Regions from separate parts of the Homo sapiens genome. Here region 2 is linked to region 1. A link is a contact called in ENCODE Hi-C or POLR2A ChIA-PET data. All regions are on one chromosome and are shown on one strand. Each heading gives the region's core, a stretch centred on a gene start or an enhancer-like site at or near the end of the contact. The rest is flanking DNA. Distances are from core to core; before and after follow the strand shown.

Region 1 (2,961 bases), core at 240-2,739:
ATCTCTAATAAAAATACAAAATTAGCCGGGCATGGTGGCGCATGCCTGTAATTCCAGCTACTTGGAAGGCTGAGGCAGGAGAATCGCTTAAACCCGGGAGGCTGACGTTGCGGTGAGCCGAGATCGTGCCATTGCACTCCAGCCTGGGCAACAAGAGCGAAACTCCGTCTCAAAAAAAAAAAAAAAGGTAGGAAAAAGAAACAGCAGATGAAGAAGAGAGCAACGTCTGGATAACCGTTAACAAAATTCTAGAATTTTGGATCAATTACCCTCATTTCCTGGCCCCAAGAGGCTAGATGATGGACTCAAACACTGTCTGAACTAAGGCAATGGTGTATGGCGATTAGAGGGGAGACAGCTTCTTGGGAAACTACTTCCAAACCCATTTTCTTTTTCCTATTTGTCTTCCCAAGCGTCTCGCTAAGTGGTGCACCATCTAGATTGGGGCTTACTCTGGCATCTGCTGTGCTAAGCCCACAAGGCCCCCCACCTGCGACGGCCTCCTGGTTGTTCCTTTTCATTTCTGCTCTAGCCCTCAGTGCTACCAATACAGCGGATGTCTCGGAGGGCACCTGTGTTCAATCACCACACCTGAACCTCTCCACAGAAGTTCCTTGCCTTAGTCAACGCCAAACCTGCCCGTCTGTTCTTCCAACACAGTAAGATTTCTCTGAGCTCTACAACACTGTTTATGCCCTCCAGTCGGTTACGAAAAGCAGTAACCCTCCTAAAAATGTCGTGGGATTGTATTGTTTGGTCCAAAGAGACTCCCGAATGGGAGACCATACAGAATCGCAGCAATTGTAAAACAAACCCTCACCGCAGGGGTCGGGCATCTCCCTGGGCCACCGGGGCTCACGTCTTAAACACACGCCCCTGAGCCATCCCCAGTGTCTGTCCCAGGCGGGCGTGGACTTGACAGCGCACCGAGGGCCGGGCGCAGCAAAAGAATCCGCACGGTCAGGGCCGCCCACCGCTCCCGCGCGGGGCGGTCCTGGCATGGAGGAGGGGCGGGGCAGAACTGGGTCCGAGCGTCAGAAGGAGGAAGTGTGCTGCCTCAGTGGGAACAGCGGATGACTCGGGGCAGAAGTCGGGAACCGGGTTCAGATGAAGATGCAGGTGCTAGCACGGGGCTATCGGGGAGGAGAAGAATGGCCTGCGGGCGCCGGGGTGTGGGACAGGCTGAGGAAAACCGGCGAAGGCCCCTCCTGGCCTCACCGGACCCTGCGACCGGGCCTGAGGAGGTGATGGGCGCGCAGGGGGGCGTCACGCGCTTGCAGACGACGGAGATACGCGGCGGATAGGGGGGAAGATGGAAGGCAAGCTCACCTTCTTCACAGCTGGCTGGAAGTGAAAGTCACCGGCCTCCTTCAGGTCCAGCCAGATCATGGGCATGCGGGGCACGGCCTCCATGGCGGCTGGCACCCGCCGGCCACCCGGCCACTCCCGTAGCTGCTGCAGCTGCTGGCTCAGCCACGAGCCCAGCCCCGCCCCTTCGTGCCGGAAGTCACTGGTCACGGGAGGGAATGAAAAATGCCAGCGGCCTGCCGGGAGTTGCAGTGAACCCAGCCACCCGCTCGCGTAGTCTTTTGCGCAGGCGCTGTCCCTGTTGCGCATGCTCAGTCTTCTTCGCGCGGAGGGAGTAGGGCGGGGAGGAGCTCGCCAGCCCGAGGCGAAACGGCTTCTGGGATAGTAGTCTTCATCCACTAAACTGAGAGGCGCGGAGCGAGCTTATTCCCCGCTCCCGGGCCAAGCCCAGCTGCGGGTCCCGCCCGCCGCGCTCCTCCCTCCTAGGAAGAGCATGAGACCTCACCTATGAACTTGCCCTCCCACGTATTGTCAAGAGCCGTGGAGGACTGGTGCTGTGGTAGAGATGACGTGGCGGGCGGGCCGCTGGAAAGAGATGACGCGAAAACGGGCCTTAGAGAGGGTGCGGAGGGAGCACCTGGCCTGAAGGAGTCGGGGCTGAGAGCTGGGGGTTTCAGTCCCAGTGCTGCGAAGGCTTTCGAGCTTTGGAACAGAATCACTGACCGGAGACTGGCCTACTCAGCCCAGCCTGGGAGGCCGGGCAGTGCCCAAGGGAGACGGACGATAGGGAGGGAGCGCCTGGATGGAGGGTCTCAAGCGGAGTGAGGAGGCCCCGGGCCCTGTGGGGAAGTGGGTGGGGGAAGGTATACGGCCAGGTGAGCACCCAGGGACGCCCACAGTATCTGGAAGGAGACCACGGAATGGAGAGCACCTGTTGCCTCTGGAGAGGGGACCTATAGAGCAGGAATTGTTAAATCATATGGCTGTATCACCTACTTTTAGAAATAAATAATAGGCTACTCGGGAGGCTGAGGCTGGAGGTTCAATCGCTTGACCTGGGAGGCGGAGATTGCGGTGAGCCTAGATCTTGCCACTGCTCTCCAGCCTGAGCGACAGAGCGAGACTCCGTCTCAAAATAATAATAGTAACAATAGAAATAACAGAGAATGGCCTGGAGATAGTGAGTGCAAAAGTGCGAGCTGGGAGATCAGTGAGCCTTTTGTAGTCTTCCAGGAGACAGGTGATTGTGGCTTGGAGCAGAGGGAAGTAAAAAGTGAGCAAAGAAATATTTTGCCCACTTTGAGAAATATTTGAGGAATATTTTGGAGACAAAAGTATCAGAACTTGGAATGGATGGATGTAAGGGCATGAGGACGTCGAATATGATTTCCAAGCTTCTGGCTTGTGCAGGTGGGTGGCTGTGGGGCTGTTTACTGATAAGGGAAAACAAGGGAAGAGCAAAGGTTCAGGTCCGTGTTAAGCTCGAGGTCAAGGCCTTTGACTCGTTCTGGATGAAATGTGGAGACCACGATGCCGGGTGCGGTGGTTCACGCTTGTAATCCCATCACTTTGGGAGGCCGAGGCGGGCGGATCGCTTAAGCCCGGGAGTTCAAGACCAGCCTAGCCCACATGGCCAAACCCCGTCCCTACAAA
Region 2 (2,961 bases), core at 462-2,961, 2.1 Mb before region 1:
CTTGATGTCCCCCACTAATTCCTGCTGGCCCTGAAAACCACAGCTCAGGAATTCCCTCTCTCCTCAGGCTACTATGTGAGCACGCTTAGCGGGCAGACACTATTAATCATGGGTTCCCTGGTCCCCACTGCCCCCTAAACTGAATTCCTTAAGGGCAGAAGCAGACTCTTTTACATGGGTCCCTAGGATCTACCACAGAATTTGGCAGGTAGTGAATCAAAATATTTGTTCAAATGAATAAATGCATTTTGCAAAATCAATTTTTAAGAACAGTGAGGATTTGCACTGTGCCTCTTTTAACAAAAGCACATGTCAGCACAAGCTTTTATATCCCATAGGGTCTTCACATGATGGATCCAACTCCCTACTGAAATCTGATTTCTCCAAAATACAGGACACAGGCCATGAGCTCTTCTTCCTTAGTTCACAGCAAAAAAAACCCACAAAAGTTCAACTAAACTTCTCCATACTCAAACTATGGATTTTTATGCCTCCAAAATGTAGTACGGTTGAATTCTTTTTTAGAACAGGAACATTCCAAAATAATGTCTCTGAACTTAACTAAGCATAGAACCTGATAAAACTGCAATACCCCATCTACACCAGACTTTGCAAAACACCTGAAAGCACATCCAGCTCTTTATCTGGAATTATGTCCTATAAACACCACCTTCCCTTCACGGAGTCTGGCTTCTATGCCAGGAGTCACTTCTACTCGCTTATTTAGGGAAGCAGCAGGCTAGAATCTTAAGTTAGACTCTGCGCTATGAAGGTGCTGTCCCAGGCTCTTGCCTCAACCAGTCAAAACTTCATCGTCACCATTAAAACTAATTCTGAAGCAACTCGATTTACAAAAATAAGAACTTTTCAAGTTATAGAGATTAAAGGATGCATTTTAAGTTACCAGTTGAGTTTGTAGGAAACTAACTTAGAATTTATGGCAAAAAGATTCCAAGCCGAGACGACATTTTCTGTGGAGACACTATCCAAATACACTCGCAGGTGAACCAGGTCTGCCAAATACAAAGTGAAAAGGTAGTAAGTAAACAAGCTTCCAAAGGAGCTCAAGTAAGGATGACGGAACCCACCAAGGCTCTGAGCAGCTCTGACAGAGCAGTGGCGGCAGCGGTGCCCTTCCCTGCCTCTAGCGGGGCTCGACTCCCCACAGTCGGAATCCGGCCCAACTGGGCCACAACCCCTATTGGAAGCCAGGGAGGCGGCCCGCAGGCGGCTCACGACCGCGGCCAAGGCGCAGGCTCCACGTTCCCGGGAGCGCGGGCCGAGCTAAGGCCTGGCCCATCGCCGCGGCGCGCGGCCCGGGCCTTGCAGCCGAACGCTCCGAGCCTTTGCCTGCGGGACCCAGAGCAAAGGGGCGGCTCCGCCCGGGCGGCACCGCCTCCTCACCCACAAGGACGTCCGCGGCCGTGTCCCCGCCCCGGGCCGAACAGCGAGCAGCAGCAGGTGTTCCGCGGAAGGCTCAGCCGGCAGCAGGGATGGGGGCCCAAGCAGCCAGGCACAGCGGATAGGGCGGGCGGTGCACTCACCCAGCGCCGGCGGGAGGACCGCGGCAGGTGTTCGCTCCTCCTGGCCCCAGGACGCCGCCACCGCCGCTCCCCGGGGATTCGGCGCGAAGCTGCCGCCGCCGCCACCGCCAAGCCTAAGAGGCGCGAGCGCCGCGCCGCAGCCTTCGCGCGAGCACGTACCGGGCGGTGAGAGGGCGCTGAGCGCAAGGGCGGGGCGCGCGGCCGGAGCCTAGCAACCGCCTGACACGCGAGTGTTGCAGCCAATCCAGCGGCCAGCTCCGCGCGGCGCCGACTGGCTGTCCGCGCGCCGCCGGCTTCTGCCTGCGTCGGCCGCTCCGCAGCGCGCCGCACCCGCGCGCAAGCCCCGCCCCGGCCAGCACCTCTCTGCTCATTGGCTAGCCACTCCCCCGCCCTAAAAGTCACGCCCCATTATGGAAGCCTCGCCCCCACGGCCAGGGAAGTCCGTCCCGGGACACACCCCGGCGGTCGGTCCCGGTCACTCGGAGCCTTCAGAACCAGTAGTGTGGGGGAGGGGCTCCCCGCCCAACTTCAGGCCTTTGGGCCTCTAAGACTAATCAAGGGACAGTCAGGACTGCGAACTGGCCCAGCAACTGGCCACCCGTCGACTGCGTTCAGCCCTCCTTATTTCCTTCGAATGCAAATCAAGGGGTATTTCTAAGCCATGAGAACAATCAGGAAGCGTTCTCTCAATTGCAAAGGATGAAAGCCTTGCTGCCCGGCCCTTACACGGATGGGAGACTGAGGCCAGGGACAGGAGGAGCGGGAAGCTAGCTCATCTCCTAGAGCCTCGCCCACAGCAGGCTGGGGAGTCGGAAAGCGCCTCAGGCCTAACCCTCGTCCCCTCCCCCTGCCTGGAACACTGGAATCCGACGCCTGCTCTCCTGCCCAAAATAGCTCTAACTCGCAGGCGCTGGTCACTCACTCCTAGTGGCCTGCATTCTTTTGGTGGGGGAAGAAATAAGAGAGGGGGGTTGCTGCCTGGAACATTCAAGGGGAGGGTCCTAAGGTAGCTCTAGCTCTCCCCAGGACTTAACCTGCAGCCCCCCACCCCAAAAGCCCCAGACTTCACAGTTACTGAAACTGACAGTTACCGGATGGGTCTGGGAATGAGACCCGTGGTGGGCTCTGCTTCTCATCCCCACACCATGCGCAGGATGGGTCCATTCCCTCCTTGGCCTGTGGCCAGGCTGGAATTCCAGGCCTGCACTCTTGACAGCAAGCACATTCTGAACACAGAACTGGCTGCCACCAGCCATGGTTTCCTCCCTGGATCCCGGAGAGCTCTGGGGCTCCCTGGCTTTCCCTCCCTCCTCAGGAGCGTCTGGGAGATGCAAGTTGCAGAGATAAGAAAGGAATGCCCCATCTCCCAAAAACATACCTTTTTGCAATTATCTATACTTCAGTGTCTCGGCTCCAA

What was found. Hi-C counts contacts between places; a loop is a spot of excess contacts on that map. ChIA-PET counts read pairs that join two places held with the same protein, here RNA polymerase II (POLR2A). Pooled maps may share reads with other maps.
Region 2: a loop to region 1 is called in a pooled map, with 10 times the contacts of the local background. The contact joins the promoter of DAG1 here to the promoter of PTPN23 in region 1. A Hi-C loop is called at or near these places in 6 of 50 pooled maps. POLR2A ChIA-PET finds 5 or more read pairs at or near these places in 2 of 52 experiments (BJ and activated CD4-positive, alpha-beta T cell).

What each region holds. Positions count from the first base shown.
Region 1 is chr3:47,379,549-47,382,509 of GRCh38, reverse strand. It overlaps PTPN23 (protein tyrosine phosphatase non-receptor type 23), which reads right to left and starts at 1,489. Exons shown (of 25, transcript NM_015466.4): 1 at 1,330-1,489. The coding sequence starts at 1,413. It overlaps PTPN23-DT (PTPN23 divergent transcript), which reads left to right and starts at 1,018. Exons shown (of 1, transcript NR_185912.1): 1 at 1,018-2,961. RefSeq lists enhancers at 750-1,425, 1,467-1,686, 1,857-1,916, 1,426-2,103.
Region 2 is chr3:49,469,017-49,471,977 of GRCh38, reverse strand. It overlaps DAG1 (dystroglycan 1), which reads right to left and starts at 1,711. Exons shown (of 3, transcript NM_004393.6): 1 at 1,545-1,711. RefSeq lists a silencer at 1,293-2,032.